Linked DNA regions of Homo sapiens: region 2 is linked to region 1. Evidence: read pairs that join two places in POLR2A ChIA-PET (ENCODE). Cell type or tissue: PC-3. All regions are shown on one strand.

Region 1 (8,000 bases):
ATTTACCCCATTGTCTTGGCGATTAATATTTGGCTCCTTGTTACTTATTTGAATTTCTCTCCAGAAAATGGGTTTTTCTTTTTTATTGCACCGTCATGCTGCGAAGTTTTCAAACTTTTATTCCCTGCTTTCTTTTAAACACGAGTTCCAATTTCAGATCATCTCTCTCAAGTTCAAAGTTCCACAGATCTCTAGGGCAGGGGCAAAATCTCACCATTCTCTTTGTTGAAACATAGCAAGGGTGACCATTGCTCCAGTTCCCAAGAAGTTCCTCTTCTCTTTTTCAGACCACCTCAGCCTGGGCTTCATTGTCCATGTCACTATCAGCATTTTGGTCAAAAGCATTCAGCAAGTCTCTAGGAAGTTCCAGACTTTCCCACATCTTCCTTCTTCTAAGCCCTTCAAACTGTTCCAACCTCTGCCTACTACCCAGTTCTGAAGTTGCTTCCACATTTTCAGGTTATCTTTATAGCAGTACCCCTGGTACCAATTTACTGTATTCATCTGTTTTCACACTCCTATAAGAACTTCCCTGAGACTGGATAATTTATAAAGGAAAGAGGTTTAATTGACTCACAGTTCCACATGGCTAGGGAGGCCTCAGGAAACTTATCATGACAGAAGCCGAAGGGGAAGCAAGCACCTTCTTCACAAGGTGGCAAGAAAGAAGAGTGAAGGAGGAACTTTCGAACACTTATAAAACCACCAGATCTCATGAGAACTCACTGTCATGAGAACAGCATGGAGGAAATTGCCCCCATGATCCAGTCACCTTCCACTAGGTTCCTCCCTCAACACCTGGAGATTACAATTCAAGATGAAATTTGTGTGGGGACACAAAGCCAAACCATATCAATGGACATTTGGGTTGTTTCCAGTTTGGGGCTATTACGAATTTAGCTACTATGAACATTCACACAAAAGTCTATGGCAACATAAGACCCAGTAGAATTGCTGGGTCTTAGAGTCAATATATATGTAATTTTAGTGGAAATGGTCAAACTTCTTTCCCAAAGGGTAACCAAACCATTTTGCATTCCCATCAGTGGTGCATGAGAGATCTACTTGCTAAACTTGCCAGCACTTTAAGTCTTTAATTTTGGCCATTCTTTTGTGACTAAAGATACTGATAATGCTGAAGCTATTGAGCTGTATCTTATTGTGGTTTTAATTTGCATTACCCTTATGATTCACAATGTTGAGCATTTTCTCATGTGCTTATTAGCCATCTGTTTTAGTCAGTTCAGGCTGCTGTAAAAAAATACCAAAGACCAGGGAGCTTAAACAACAAACATTTATTGCTCCCAATTCTGGAGGCTGGGAAGTCTGGTGAGGGCTGTCTTCCTGGTTTGCAGATGACTGTCTTCTCCTTGTGCCCTTACATGGCCAGAGGCAAATCTCTCGTTTCTTCTTATAAAGGCACTAACTCCATTCATGAGAGTTCTGCCCTCCTGACCTAATCTCCTCCCAAAGGTCCCACCTCCCAATACCACATACATTAGGATTCAACATAGGAATTTTGGGGGGACGCAAGCGTTTGGACCACAGCATCATTCGTGTTGACTCTGACAGTGGCTCTTTTCAACTCTGCCTCCATTTTTCTTCTTACCTATTTTGATTTTTATATGTGGTGTGAGATGGGGAAAGTTTGATTTTTTTTTGTCTTAGAGATGAGCATCATTCATGGAAAAGACTGCCCTTTGCCTCTGGGCCATAGCTCTGTGTTCCCTCGAGTCAGGGTCTCTGTTGGTACAGGTATGCTTCTGGGCTTTCTCTTGTGCCCCATTGTTCAATTTAACTTTGAGCCAGTGCTACGTTGCCTTAATTTCCATAGCTCTGTAAGGAAGGCTTGGTAACTCATAGATGAAGCTTTCTGTTTATTCTTTTTTTTTTTTTTTTTTTTTGAGACAGAGTCTTGCTCTGTCACCCAGGCTGGAGTGCAGTGGCGCGATCTCGGCTCACTGCAACCTCCGCCTCCTGGGTTCAAGTGATCCTCCTGCCTCAGCCTCCCAAGTAGCTGGGACTACAGGTGCATGCCACCATGCCCGGCTAATTTTTCTATTTTTGGTAGAGATGGGATTTCGCCATGTTGGCCAGGCTGGTCTCGAACTCCTGACCTGAGGTGATCCACCCGCCTCGGCCTCCCAAAGTGCTGGGATTACAGGCGTGAGCCACCGCGCCTGGCCCTCTGTTTATTCTTTTTAAAGATAGTGTCTTGGCTATTCTGGATTGTTTGCATTTTTATATATCTTTTAGAAAGATATATATATGCCTCATATTCAGCAACTGTGCCAAACTCACTTTTACTAATTATCTTTAGATTCTTTTGGGCTTTCCTGTATATATGGACATAGCATCTGTGAATAATGAGTTTTATTTCTTTTTCAGTCCTTATACCTTATATTTATTTGGCAAGGATTTATTAATTTTCTGTCTCTTCAAAGAACCACCTTTTGGTTTCATTGATTTTTTTTTTTCTGTATGTTTGCTTACTGTTTTATTAATTTCCCCAGTCTCACTCTGGTTGCCCACTGGACTCCAGCCTGGGCAACCAGAGTGAGACCCTGTCTCAAAACTAAGCAACAAAGTAACCAGCAGGAACAGTTTGGAAAGACAGTGTACCCCTTATGTTTGCTTTTGCATTTGTAAAAAGAAAAAGAAAAAGAAAAGTCTATGTTTTGTTGGTATAAAGAACTATTTGGGCCGGCGCGGTGGCTCATGCCTGTAATCCCAGCACTTTGGGAGGCCGAGGCTGGCGGATCACGAGGTCAGGAGATCTAGACCATCCTGGCTAACACGGTGAAACCCCGTCTCTACTAAAAATACAAAAAATTAGCTGGGCGTGGTGGTGGGCGCCTGTAGTCCCAGCTACTTGGGAGGCTGAGGCAGGTGAATGGCATGAACCTGGGAGGTGGAGCTTGCAGTGAGCTGAGATCACACCACTGCACTTCAGCCTGGGTGATAGAGTGAGACTCCGTCTCAAAAAAAAACAAAAAAAAAACAAAAAAACTTTGTGTAGTTGTTATCAGAACCGTTATTGTACTAGGTATTCACTTTGGGCAAACAGAATTTTCACTTGTTAATATGCATATTCTATGGTTTATAGGCTTATATATTTTGTAAAGGTGTTTTGTTAAAATGACAATGTAACATTTATTCTGTTTGGTAATGGTTTTACTTATTAATTTTATAGAATTAACACTGAATCCTCCGGAAGGAATTGTAGCAGGTAAGGTACCAAAGTTAACTTCCTTATAATTTACTTTTAATTGCCAAAGTTCCTTCAAAGTTAAAATGTTGTGAAATTTTTTCTCACCCTACAGGCCCCATGAATGAAGAGAACTTTTTTGAATGGGAGGCATTGATCATGTAAGTTAATTTTAGGTGTACTAGTTTTTAGGGCTTTGCTGGAAGTCAGATGTAAGAATCACATCAGCAGTGTGACTGTGTCCAAAAGCATCAGCTGGAAAAAAGACTGAGTTCTCCAGTAATGCCCAGCTCTCGTCTAGGCTGCTGGTCTGAAAGCAGAGAACCTGAGCATTGATCCAAAAGAAATGAGTGTTTCCTTAGAGCCAGTCAAAGGTTTAGTTATAATTATGTAATATATGTATTATATATTTGAGAGTTTTAAGGTGGTAATTTTGGAATGTTGTATGATCGTGGTTAAAATAACCTCAAATGGCGTAGGTGGCTTTGGCTTCCAGAAGTAGCCCCTTCAGGTGTGAAATTTTGACGAGAAAAGGGTCCTCAAAGATGTGTCTGACCACACCAGGCATGTTAGCGCAGCCTTGCCTGCCCTGCCTTTGGGCCAGGACTTCTTTTTCTTCTCCTTTCCTCCCAGTTCGTATCTTCGTGTGCTGCATCTCCTTTTTCTGTTGCCTTGTCTGGACTTGTTGGCCTTGTGTTCTTTCCGACCCAAGACATGGCTTAGTAAGTGAGCAGTGTGGTTCTGGGATTCGTGGCATTTAACTTAGGGTGACGTTGCTTGGAAAGAGAAACACATGGACCCCTGATTTTAGAGTGTTCTATGGCCTTGACTCACTTTGCTTTTTCTTCTTTCTACCTTAGATGTGCAATTTTTGGCCATTCTTAGTGTATTTTCAGCAAAGTGAGGTTAAATAAAATTTAGGAAGTTGAAATTTGTAATCAGTCTCTGTTTTCTTTCTTTTCTTTTTCTTTCTTTCTTTTTTTTTTTTGAGATGGAGTTTCGCCCTTGTTGCCCAGGCTGGAGTGCGGTGGCACAACCTTGGCTCACTGCAACTCCTGCCCCTTGGGTTCAAGCGATTCTCCTGCCTCAGCCTCCCTAGTAGCTGGGATTACAGGTACCCACCACCGTGCCTGGCTAATTTTTGTATTTTTAGTAGAGACAGGGTTTCCCCATGTTGGCCAGGCTGGTCTCGAACTTCTGACCTCAGGTGTTCCGCCTGCCTTGGCCTCCCAGAGTGCTGGGATAACAGGTGTGAGCCACCGCGCCAAGCCCAGTCTTTGTTATCTCATTAGTGAGGTCTTTTAATTTGCAGCAAGGTCTTGGGTTGGATTTTGTTGCATTGAGAAGTGCTCTAGAGGGCAAGGACCGGAAAAGTGAGGGCTGTGAAACAAGTGTGGGCTCTGGCTTGAAGTGATCTTAAGCTTCATGATGCTTTTGGAATTCGCCAGTTGCTTGGATCACATTAATTCTTAATGCTCTATGGGTTGGTCTGAGAAACAGATTGCAGCTAAGTGTTGTCTGTGGAGGTTAAATTGATATGAAAATTAGTATTTTGGATAAACAAAATGTTTTTAAAAAATCATCAAACGCTATTCAGATGGTACAGCACGCCTGCCATTTCCTGATCATTTGTAATATCCTAATTGCTTGGGCCTATGGCACATGTTTTTTCGGTGTCTGAAGGTTTCTGGAATCTGTGTTTGTGTGTAATGTGGCCCCCAAGGCAGTTATGAGATGGATGGCGAGTCCCACAGTCTGGGCTGTCCTCATTAGTGGACTGTGCGGCTGTATACTTGTATCGGGGCAGCTCTTTTTATTTCTGTAGAAGCAGGAGATCATATACATGAACTGATGTGTAACCTGCTTGTTTCATGTGTTAATGCAGGCGCACCTGCACTCATGCCAGCGGGGCAGCACGCCTGCTGCAGGGGCCCAGAGTGGCGGGAGGCCTGTCTGTGTGTAGAGGTTGAAGGCGCCTGTCGTGTCTGCAGTTATTTGTGGGGTGTTGGCTCCTCCGTAGGCCTATTTGGAAGCTCATTAAAGGAACAGTTGAGCCGTCCAGTGTGGTTTTAAAAAAATGTTCATTGTTAAAAATCGATTAGGGTAACTATTACCAATTTTAAATAAACAGTGTAAAATTAAACCAATATTTTGAAAACCTGTCTTAAAAAGTAATTAGAACTATTTTTAGGTAGAGCACTTCTGTGTTTGAACAAGGCTTTTTGCATTAGTTTGGAATTCCCCTGCTTGAAGATCCTAGTGAGTTTGTGGGTTTTGGTCCTGTTCCAGACCCTTCACAAACAAGAGGCCGTTTACAAGTGCACTTAAAATGCCTATTAGGGAATTAACTGTCCTCCCATCGATTTGTCTCACCCTGCTATTTTGGCAGACATCTGGCCAAGTCTTTGCTCCTTGGTGATAAGTTTCTTCTTTTTCTCTTTATTCTTTGATGGCTTCCAGGGCCGCCTCTCTACCCTAGTATTTCTAAAACCCGTGCTTGCCTCACAGAAGTCGAACGGCTGTTGGTTTTTGCTGTTGTGCTTGCCTTAAGGGCCAGTGAAGAAAATGTCATTTTAGATATCTAAGCAACAAACACTAAGTGCCTTTGATATGTTAGGGCCCTTGTCTGAAGATACAGACATGTCAAAGATGCACTGAAATCTTTACCTTGGAAGACCAGGGTTGAGGGATTAGGATGGAGAATAGAACAGATTAGTGAATGAGAGGACTAAATAATGAGAGTCCGCAGGCTGTGTCTTTAAACACCGGGAATAACTCTGCTGACCCTGCCACGCTCATGGTGGAGTCTGAGCCTGCAATCAAATCGAGCGTGGCTGGGATGGCGGCACACCAGGGGATGTGGCCACCGTGGCTGTGGGTGCTAGCATGGCCTGCTGCTCTTGGCCCAGTCACTTTGCCTCTCTTTGACTTATTTGGATCAAAACAGAGAGGTTTATCAGCATCTTCTAGACAGATGGTTACAGGTCTTGCCCAGCTCTAGGGTCCATGGCCCGTGACCCCATTGCCACTAAGCCACGGTGACGGGGGTGTAGCTGCAGAGAGGGTGGGTGCCCTCTTTCATTGATGCACTTATGTGGGACAGAAGGAGTCCTAGACAGCTGTTCATCCCCAGTGGCCGGACAAGGCGTGGAGTCCCTTGGCGCTTGCTGTCCTCTGTGTCCTGCCCCAGCATTCCCAAATCAGCTGGCTTGGTGACCTTCTTGTCTGGTTCATGCCTGACTGCTGTCACCTCCCCAGACCAGTGGTTCTAGAGGCTGTGGTGAAATAAGAAGGACCTTCCTTTACTGAATGGTGTGTTTGGGGCCCAGTTGGTGGATGGATGCTCCCAGGTTCTCCAGCTGGCTCATGGCAGCCAGCTTGAGGGCTCCCAGGCTGCCGCGGCTTCTACCAGGAGCCCTTCTCACACTGGGGGCCAGTGTCCGGGGCACAGCAGCCTCCCTTTATGTCCAGGTTTCTTGTTGACTGAAGACTGTCACAGGGCATCTCTTGGCAGTATTATGCCTTGCTGAAATAAACCCGAGATAATAAAATAGGTGTTTATAATTTGTATTGTATGTAATCTCACCATAGCATTTTCTTCAACAAAAGTGTCACAAAGATCCCTATATGAAGAAGTTATTGCCACATTCATTGCAGTAATAATAATAAAAAAGGAAACATCACTGTTCCACATAATTTATGGAGCATCTATATAGAGTAATGCCATGTAGCTGTAAAACAGTTCAGGTGGAATTTTCATCCTGGCATGGAAAGATGTACACAATATAAATGGAAAAGGCGGATTCTAGAATAATAGGTCTGGAACCGTCTGTCCGTCCTTCCTTCCTCTCCTCTCCTCCCTCCTCTCTCTCTTCCTTTCTCCCCTCCTTTCTTCCCTCCCCTCCCCTCCCCTCCCTTTCTTATGGAGACATGGTCTAGCTCTGTCACCCAGGCTGAAGTTCAGTGGCCTGGTCACAGCTCACTGCAGCCTCAAACTCCCAGGCTCAAACAATCCTCCCACCTCAGCCCCACAAGTAGCTGGGACCACAGGTGCACACCACCACGCCCAGCTAGTTTTTAAAATGCTTTGTAGAGATGGGGTCTTGCTCTGTTTCCCAGGCTGGTCTCGAACTCCTGGCCTCAAGCAATCCTTCTGCCTCAGCCTCCCAAAGTGCTGGGATTACAGGCAGGATCCAAGGCACCCAGCCTAAACAGCTTTATTGAGATAATTTACATACTGTAAGTTTTACTTGCATTAAGTATAAAAGTTAGTGGTTTTAGTAAATTTCTAGAGTTTTGTAGTCATCACCACAGTCCAGTTTTAGAACATTTCCAAAAAGATTCTTATGTCTATGTGCAGACAGTTCCCATTCCAACCCCCAGGCAATCCCTGCTCTTTCCTCTGACTATAGATTTGCCTTTTCTGACTTTTCCTATGTGTGGAATCATACACTGTCTAATCATCTGTGCCTGGCTTCTTGTACTTGGCAGAATGTATTTGCAGTTCATCCATGTTATACCATGTATCAGCAGCTCCTTCCTTTTCCATTCCCCAGTTGATGGACATTTGGGCTTCCTACTTTTTGGCTCTTTTGAGCAATGCTGCTGTAAACACTTGTCTTGTCACACTGTCTGTGTGGACATGGAGTTCATTTCTCTAGACCAGATATAGAGGTGTGGAATTGCTGGGGTGTGGAGTAAATTTGCGTTTAATGTTTTAAGAAACTATCAGACTATCTTCCTAGAGTAGCTCACCATTTTGCATTCCCAGCAGCAGTGTATGAGCATTCCA
Region 2 (8,000 bases), 140 kb after region 1:
ATTGAAGCTATTGCAGAAGGAGGGAGGCCTGTATGGGGGATGCCTGCACTAATTCCAAGAATGGGAAGCTTGGCCCCCAAAACCGAGGGCTGCCCCGACAGAGCCAGCTTGGTCCCTGTGGCATGCGTGTGGGCCACACGGGAGAAGGGGTGTGGGCACGTCCTGGGTATGAGTGGGATTTGCCTGGAGGGGGTGCTGTCCTCAGTAGAAGGGGGCTGTTGGCACACGTGGGTAGCGGGGGAGCCGTTTGGGAACCAAGAAATCAGCTAAGAGGAGCACCAGCCAGTGTACCCCTCCTGCTGAGAGGCCCATATCTAGAAACTTCCGTTACCAGGATGCCCTGTATTGATGAGCATGTGAGGTGCAGGGGGACTCCTTAGAAGGCCTCCTCCACAGACCGCTGCTCATCCCTCCTCCCAGGCCAGCAGCCTCGCCTGGGGCTGTGCTCTCACCCTTACAACTGGGCGAGGGTGTCTGCAGGCTGGAGGGTCTCTGATCACACCCTGACGAGCATGCACCAACCATGTCCTCGCCTTACAGACACCCTCCCCCGGTCCCCAGGAGCCGTCCGGCTCTGTCCAGCAGGCGGTGGAGGGAGCTTTGCGGTTTCCTGTGGTTTCACGGGATGCCTTTGCAGGCAGCAGCTGCCCCTGACTCAGTGGGTCCCGCATCTCCCTCACAGACAGGAGGGGCACCCCGGGACCTGGGAGGGGCAGAGCACTCGGAGCTGTCGCTGTGCTGTGAGCACCTTCACGCACGTTCACAAGGGAGGGGACCCCGCCACTGCAGCCCTAGTTTCTCCTCTGCGTCTGGCACGGCAGCTTGACCGCGTGGGCTTGGACAGTTGCATGGACACACGGCCACCAGCAGACCTGCATGTCAGCTGCCACAGAGAGCACAGGGGCCCGGGTGTCACAAGCTGTGCTCGGCCATGGCTGTCCCTGCCTTTCCCCTCGGGAGCCATCGGGAGGCTGAAAGTCTCTGGTGCCCTGGAGGCTGCGGCCCTGGGTGCGTCTGCCCGCTGGCTGCACAGCGGCTTGGCCTCAGCAATGTTGGTGCGCCCTGTGCCGACTCCCCTGTGCCTTAGGCTCCCCTGTTCCTTTGGTTAGTGGTGAGGTGGAAACATCTCCCCCTCTTTTTTTAACTGTTTGTGCTATGAAAGGTCCATGAAGGCCTTTGTCCACTTATTTATGGGGATGGCCGTATTTTTCTTAATATTTGAATAAGCAAGTAACGGACACGGGTTGAATAAACTCTGGAAGACTGAGAGATTTATGAGTCCACGTGGGTTTAAATTCAGCTACTTTCTGGTTCAAGGTCCTCTTGGGGTTTTTGTTCTGTTGCTTCTTCCCTGGGCCCTCCCAGCCTCCTGAGGAGGTGCTGACCTGACTGGTCTCACTAGTGCCCTCTTCACTCTCCAGTGCTAGTGGTCCACTGAGACTACAGCCTCATCCTCTCCCACTGTCCTAAGGGTTCATCGATAAGGTGTCTTTTTGCTCTGTGTCTCCTCACCCAGGCCTTAAACCCTGAGTAGGATGAGTGACGTCTGAGTAACTCCAGGACCCCTCTTGGGGCCCATGAAATTGCTAGTGCTTCAGAGCACACAGAGTGGCCCTCAAACTCTCGGGGCAGCCCTCTGTGTGGGCACCTTTTCCACGGCCCACACACCACGAGGCCAGCACGGTGCCTGGGGCTCTCAGGTCCCAACTGAACGGGATTTCTGCTTCTTCCCGACTCAGCTTTAGCTTGGACTGGCAGGGGACAGGCATGGGCGGGTGGCCCAAAGCTCACCAGAGGCCGAGCCCACTCAGCTCTGCTCCCCTCCCTGGCTCAGCTTGGAGGCTCATCCCCTGTGGGCAGGGCTTTGGCTGCAGGAAGAGTGTGGAGCTGATCACATTTGCTTTCAAAGCCTGCTGTCTTCCAAGTGTTTGATCTCGGAATGAGAGACACTGTCCTGTCTGCCTTTAACAAGACAGTGGGTCCCACACCCCAAATTTGGAGTAGGCAGAGGGGCTCAGGGGAAGAGCAGAAAGTGCACACCAGCCCGTATTTCCTGACTCAAGAATTTATTGATTAGAGCAGTTCTTCTTTGTCACATTGGGTATAAGCAACACATTTGGAGAAGGGGGCTCCAGAAAGCCACAGTCCACCTGCTGAGGGATTTGTGGGTTGTCTCTTCCCAGACAGTGGGGAGGAAAGTGTGACGCGCTCAAAATCCCCTTCAGGCAGCAGCTCTGTGGCTACTGATGGAGCTGGTGGATTCTGAGGACTCCAGGGGCTCCTGAGACTGGAGAATCCTGCTTGGCAGCAAAGACACAGTCAGCAGGAGACAAGGATTGAGCACTCAGCAGCTGGACTTCTTGCCTGAGCAGAGGCTGTAGCAGGCCAGGCGGGAGCTTGCGGGGCGGCAGAGGAGGGACACGCAGGAGGCCGGGCGGCAGCAGCTGGACTGGCAGGAGGAGGTGGGGGCACAGCAGGAGGAGACGGGCACACAGCAGGTGGACCTGCACACGGGGTGGCAGAGGAGGGACACAGAGGAGGAGGGTCTGCAGCAGGAGGTGGTGCAGCAAGCTGGCTGGCAGCTAGGCTGCTGGCAGCGTGAAGAGGAAGCCCTAGAGCAGACAGGCACACAGCAGATGGGCTTGCAGTAGACAGTCTTGCAGCAGACAGGCACGCAGCAGGCCTGCTGGTAGGAGGAGGAGGTGCAGCAAGCTGGCTGGCAGCTAGACTGCTGGCAGCATGAAGAGGAATCCTCAGAGCAGGTGGACACACAGCACACAGGCTTGCAGCAGACGGGCACACAGCAGGCCGGCTGGCAGGAGGAAGAGGCACAGCAAGCTGGCTGGCAGCTAGACTGCCGGCAGCACGAAGAAGCAGCCCCACAGCAGACAGGCACACAGCACACAGGCTTGCAGCAGACAGTCTTGCAGCAGACAGGCACACAGCAGGCCTGCTGGCAGGGGGAGGAGGTGCAGCAAGCCGGCTGGCAGCTAGACTGCTGGCAGCATGACGGCGTGCAGGAGCTGGTGCAGCCTGATTGGCAGGCGCTGGGCTCACAGGCCGCCTGGCAGCAGGGGCTGGACACACAGCTCACTGGGGTGCAGACCAGGCTCAGGGAGGGGGCCGGGGCGCAGCAGCTGGGGGCGCTGCAGGGGGGCTCACAGCAGCTCTCTGGGCAGTCGTCCACCTGCCAGGAGTCGGAGTAAGCGCTGGAGCAGACAGACATGGTGGACGCGGCCATGCTGGGGTGGGGAGGAGGTGAGCTGGGGGAGGTGTAAGTGAGTGTGTGAGTGTGTGTGTGAGTGAGTGAGTGAGGTGCTCAGGGCTGTGGGGCTTTTAAATCCCTCCCTGGCATGTGTTGTCCCAACAGGAGGCTCCACAAGCTTTTCTTCCTTGTTGGTGTTTACAGCTGGTGGCTGGAGATGCATCATTCATGCTGGTTTATCTCTTTGTTTTTCCCTTATTAAACTGGTATGTATGTCGCAGGGCTCTGTTTCTTCATCAGTTTTTATTTTGGCCACAGAAATGTGGTGGAAAATATTTCCTTTTTTTTTTTTTTTTTTTTTTTTTTTTTTGAGAGGGAGTCTTGCTCTGTCACCCAGGCTGGAGTGCAGTGGCGCGATCTCAGCTCACTGCAACCTCCGCCCCCTGGGTTCAAGCGATTCTCCCACCTCAGCCTCCCGAGTAGCTGGGATTACAGGCACGCTGTAATTTTTGTATTTTTAGTAGAGACGGGGTTTCACCATCTTGGCCAGGCTGGTCTTGAACTCCTGACCTCATGATCTACCCGCCTCAGCCTCCCAAAGTGCTGGGATTACAGGCGTGAGCCACCGCGTCCGGCCGGAAAATATTTCAAGCAAGCTTTTGTTGAGTTGAGGTTTTAGAGATGAACGTTTCTCCAAAGGAAGCAATTCTGTTTCCACCTATCCTGTTTCTGGACTGATTAGATATATTTTATTACTTTTAGCATCTTAAAACATAAACATGGAGAAAAATGTACACTTCATATGAAATAAAAACGGCACAGACGATAAGATAAGAGGAAGCTGGCTGAGCGTGGTGACTCATGCCTCTAATCCCAGTACTTTGGGGGGCTGAGGTGGGTGGATCACGAGGTCAGGAGTTTGAGACCAGCCTGGCCAGCATGGTGAAACCCGGTCTCTACTAAAAATACAAAAAATTAGCCAGGCATGGTGGCATGTGCCTGTAGTCCCAGCTACTTAGGCTGAGGCAGGAGAATTCTTGAACCCAGGAGGTGGAGGTTGCAGTGAGCTGAGATTGCACCATTGCACCCCAGCCTAGGTGACAGAGCAAGACTCTGTCTCAAAAAAAAAAAAAAAAGCTAAGTGGCCCTCCCTTCGATCCCTCACACCTTGTAAGGAGAATGCTCAGAGATTCAGTAGCTGGTGGATCCAAGCTTTATTTTTGTCTCTTCAGCTCTTCCATGCCACCCTCAGAGGCTCTTTGTTTTATTTGAAGCTGCACTCTGGATTATTTCAATTTTCATTTTGCCTTGGTGAAAGATCAAGTACTTTTTCATATATGGTGATTTTAGGACATACATTTTAAGATTCCTTGCTTGTCTGAAAATATGTCAACTTTATCCTCACATTTATAATGATAGTTTAGCTGGGTATAAAATTCTGGTTTTAAATTACTTTTCCTCAAAATGATGAACACATGTCACCATTTTTTTGTGATGTCCAGTGTTGCCGATGACAGTCTGATACTGGTCATTTGTCATTTTTTAGTTTCTCTCTTTCCTTAACTCTCTGGGAGCATTTGGGTTTCTTTTTATTGTTCTAAAGTGTCACGCTTTTGTTTCTAGGCTAATGCATTATTTTACTTTCAGTGGTTAGAACTTATTGAGCCTTTCAATATAAAGACTTATCTCCGAAGTGTTTTTCCATTTTTAATAATAATTTCATCTTTCCTGGTCTCTCTTTTTATGACTTTTTATTTCATCTTGTGATGAATGAAATATGTTATCCATTCACTCTGATGATGTTACTTTGAGTTTTTAAATGTTTTTTTCTTGTTTCCTTGGACATCAGATAGTCTGCTCATTGGTGGCAGTTCATTCAGTTTTCTGAATAAAAGACTATTTTATTCCAGTGCATTAGGGTCCTGCTCCAATTTACTCCCTAACCTGTTTCTGTCTGCTTCTCTTTTCTACAAACATATGAAGGACCCTGCTGAGCCTCCCGTTTTTGTTAGATAATTTTGATTTCATTTTTTATAACTCTTTAAATATCCTTTCAGTGATTATTAGTACAGGTGTGTGAGATCTGTGTGCTTAATCCGCTTTCTGGGACTGAAGGACTTGGTGATGCTTTCAGGAGATGATAGGAAAGCCAGGAAGTCTAGGGTGACATCGTATTAGTGGATGTACTACAGACACACACAGTGCACGTACAGTCTTTTTACGTCAGCCACAACATGAGGTGCAACTGTAGAGCCCTGGACTCACTGGAGACATGACTTTTTGGATCATGGAACTTTCCACTGGGGGCCAGCAGGGCAGCTTCTGTGGACAATCAAATGATCAAACCATTTCTTAAATCAAGCAGACACTCTGGGGATCTGAGTGAGTTGAATGGCAGGGATTAAATGGCCCTGGCTGGGAGAGGGAGGTGCCGGGAGGGGATGTGAGTCTGGAGGGCAGGGTGGCCCACGGCCAGGTCTTCTGCAAGTGACACACATTTGGATTCTTCTTTTCCAAAACGTAGTCTTTTGTTTTATTTGACTCCCTTTCGTCGTGGCTGGCTGCCCAGCACAATGCTGGAGACGCGATGACAGCAGCCCTCTGGTCTTGTTTCCAAAGTTAACAGAAATGCTTCCCGCAACTCCGCACTAAGCCGATGTTTGCTGCTTTGTCGCACAGCCTTGGTCTCGTGCATGCAGTGTTTTCCTACTTTAGTTTATCATGAATTTTGCCTCAGGCTTTTAAGGAAGGAGTGAGTTTGTTTGTGTATGTGTGTGTGTATGTGTGTGAATGTGTGTGTATTAATCTACTGAGAGTTCCAGTGGCTTTTCTGCTTCTATTTTATGAGTATAGTTAATGATACCCTTTGTAACTTGAGTGATCTAAGATATACATTACTTGATAATAGCTCATTATCCCTTTTTCCCCAGCTTTATTGAGATATAATTGACAAACAAGAATTATATAAATTCAAGGTATACAACATGACGTCTTGATACATGTACACATTGTGTGATGATTACCACGGTCAAGCTAATTAATATGTCCATCACCCCATGTAGTTACCTTTATTTTGTGATGAGACATTTAAGATGGACTCTTAGCAGATTTCGGTGTTACTATGTTGCGTTCTGTGTTACAGTCAACTGTCCTCATGCTGCACATGAGGTTTCCAGAACTGACTCATCCTGCACAGCTGAAGCTGTATCCTGTCATCAACATGTCCCCACTCCCTGCACCCCCTGGCCCTCGAATCCCCATTCTACTCTCTGCTTTGGTGAACTTGGCTTTTTTAGATTCCACAAATAAGTGAGGTCTGCAGTATTTGTCTTTCTGTGCCTGGGTCACTTCACCTAGCATAGTGTGTGCAGGTTCATCCATGTTGTCACAGATGACAGGATCTCCTTCCTTTCTATGGCTGAATCGTATTCCATCATGCATATGCACCGCATTTTCTTTATCCACTCATCTGTTGATGATCACTTATGTTGCTTCCGTATCTTTGCTGTTGTGAATAGTGCTGCAGTTAGCATGGCAGTGCAGGTATCTCTGAGCTCTGGCTTTAATTTGTCTTGTTTAAATACACAGAAGTGGGATTGCTCATCACATGGTAGTTCCATTTTTAATTTTTAAGTTTTTAATTTTTTTTTTTTGAGATAGAGTCTCGCTCTGTTGCCCAGGCTGGAGTGCAGTGGCACAATCTCGGCTCACTGCAAGCTCTGCCTCCCAGGTTCACGCCATTCTCCTGCCTCAGCCTCCCAGGTAGCTGGGACTACAGGCGCCTGCCACCACACCTGGCCAATTTTTGTATTTTTAGTAGAGACGGGGTTTCACCGTGTTAGCCAGGATGGTCTCGATCTCCTGACCTCGTGATCTGCCTGCCTCGGCCTCTCAAAGTGCTGGGATTACAGGCATGAGCCACTGCGCCCGGCCCCATTTTTAATTTTTTGAGGAACTTCCGTACTATTTCCCATAATGGCTATACATAGTGGCTTAGTTTTCTGTTATTGTAGGTTCATACAATCTCTTACATTATTTTTTTAAATGATGTTGGTCTACAGTCCTATCTCTCTCGCTGTTATTCCTGGTTTTGGCATCAGGATGTCACCAGTCTTACTAGAGGAATCCAGAGGACCTCTGGCTTCTTCTGATCTCTGGAATATTTCAAGTATCACAGAAAAGTCTTTGTATTGAAGGCTGATGGTATACATCTTTGAAACATCTGAGTCTGCCTTCTGAAGAATGAGCTTTTTCAATACCATTTCCATATTTTCCTGGATATCATTGTATTAAAATTTTTGTCTTGTTACTCAGGGTAGGTAATTTATATTTTTTAGGACACAGTACATTTAATTTATATTTCCAAATTTTAGGATAAATATACCCATACTATTTTCTTATACTGAAACAGGAAAATCTCTGAATCTGTGAGCATACTTCTTTTTCCATCTTTCATGTCTGCTTATTTTTATTAGACTTTATTTTTATTTTCTTTAGATTTTCCTTGATGGGTGTCTGTGGATTTTTGTGGACGTTTGAAAAGAGGGGGTCGTGTTTCTTCTTGTTGGAAATTGCTGAGTAAAAATTTCAGAAAGCATTGTGGGTGGTAAATTTTCCGGATCCCTGTTGTTTAAGAACAGCCTTCCCGCTGAAGCCTGCCACAGCAGAGTCTAGGTGCGGAATTTCTTCCCTCCACCTTGGTAGAGGCTGGGCCACCAATGCATCTCATATTTGCATAACTTTGATCTTCTTGTGAAGTCTTTCCTCTGTCTAGAACCTGGCACTATTGTCTCTT

The links. Peaks named below come from ENCODE experiments on the same cell type or tissue, not always from the same donor. Only the 100,000 strongest peaks of a DNase experiment are listed, where the experiment ranks them.
Region 2: POLR2A ChIA-PET joins it to region 1 with 7 read pairs; 2 of 35 experiments call an interaction of 5 or more read pairs at or near these places.

Annotation. Positions count from the first base shown.
Region 1 is chr21:44,783,289-44,791,288 of GRCh38, reverse strand. UBE2G2 (ubiquitin conjugating enzyme E2 G2) reads left to right here. Exons shown (of 6, transcript NM_003343.6): 2 at 3,194-3,229; 3 at 3,324-3,369. Among named protein-coding and RNA genes, the nearest start is that of UBE2G2, 15 kb to the left of the region's middle. RefSeq lists a silencer at 2,673-2,897. In PC-3, no CTCF peak of the experiment used is centred here; no DNase peak of the experiment used is centred here; H3K27ac peaks cover 506 bases.
Region 2 is chr21:44,641,700-44,649,699 of GRCh38, reverse strand. All of the region lies in intron 1 of TSPEAR (thrombospondin type laminin G domain and EAR repeats), which reads left to right. KRTAP10-11 (keratin associated protein 10-11) reads right to left here and starts at 3,286. Exons shown (of 1, transcript NM_198692.3): 1 at 2,050-3,286. The coding sequence starts at 3,241. The coding sequence ends at 2,345. RefSeq lists an enhancer at 1,747-2,611. In PC-3, no CTCF peak of the experiment used is centred here; no DNase peak of the experiment used is centred here.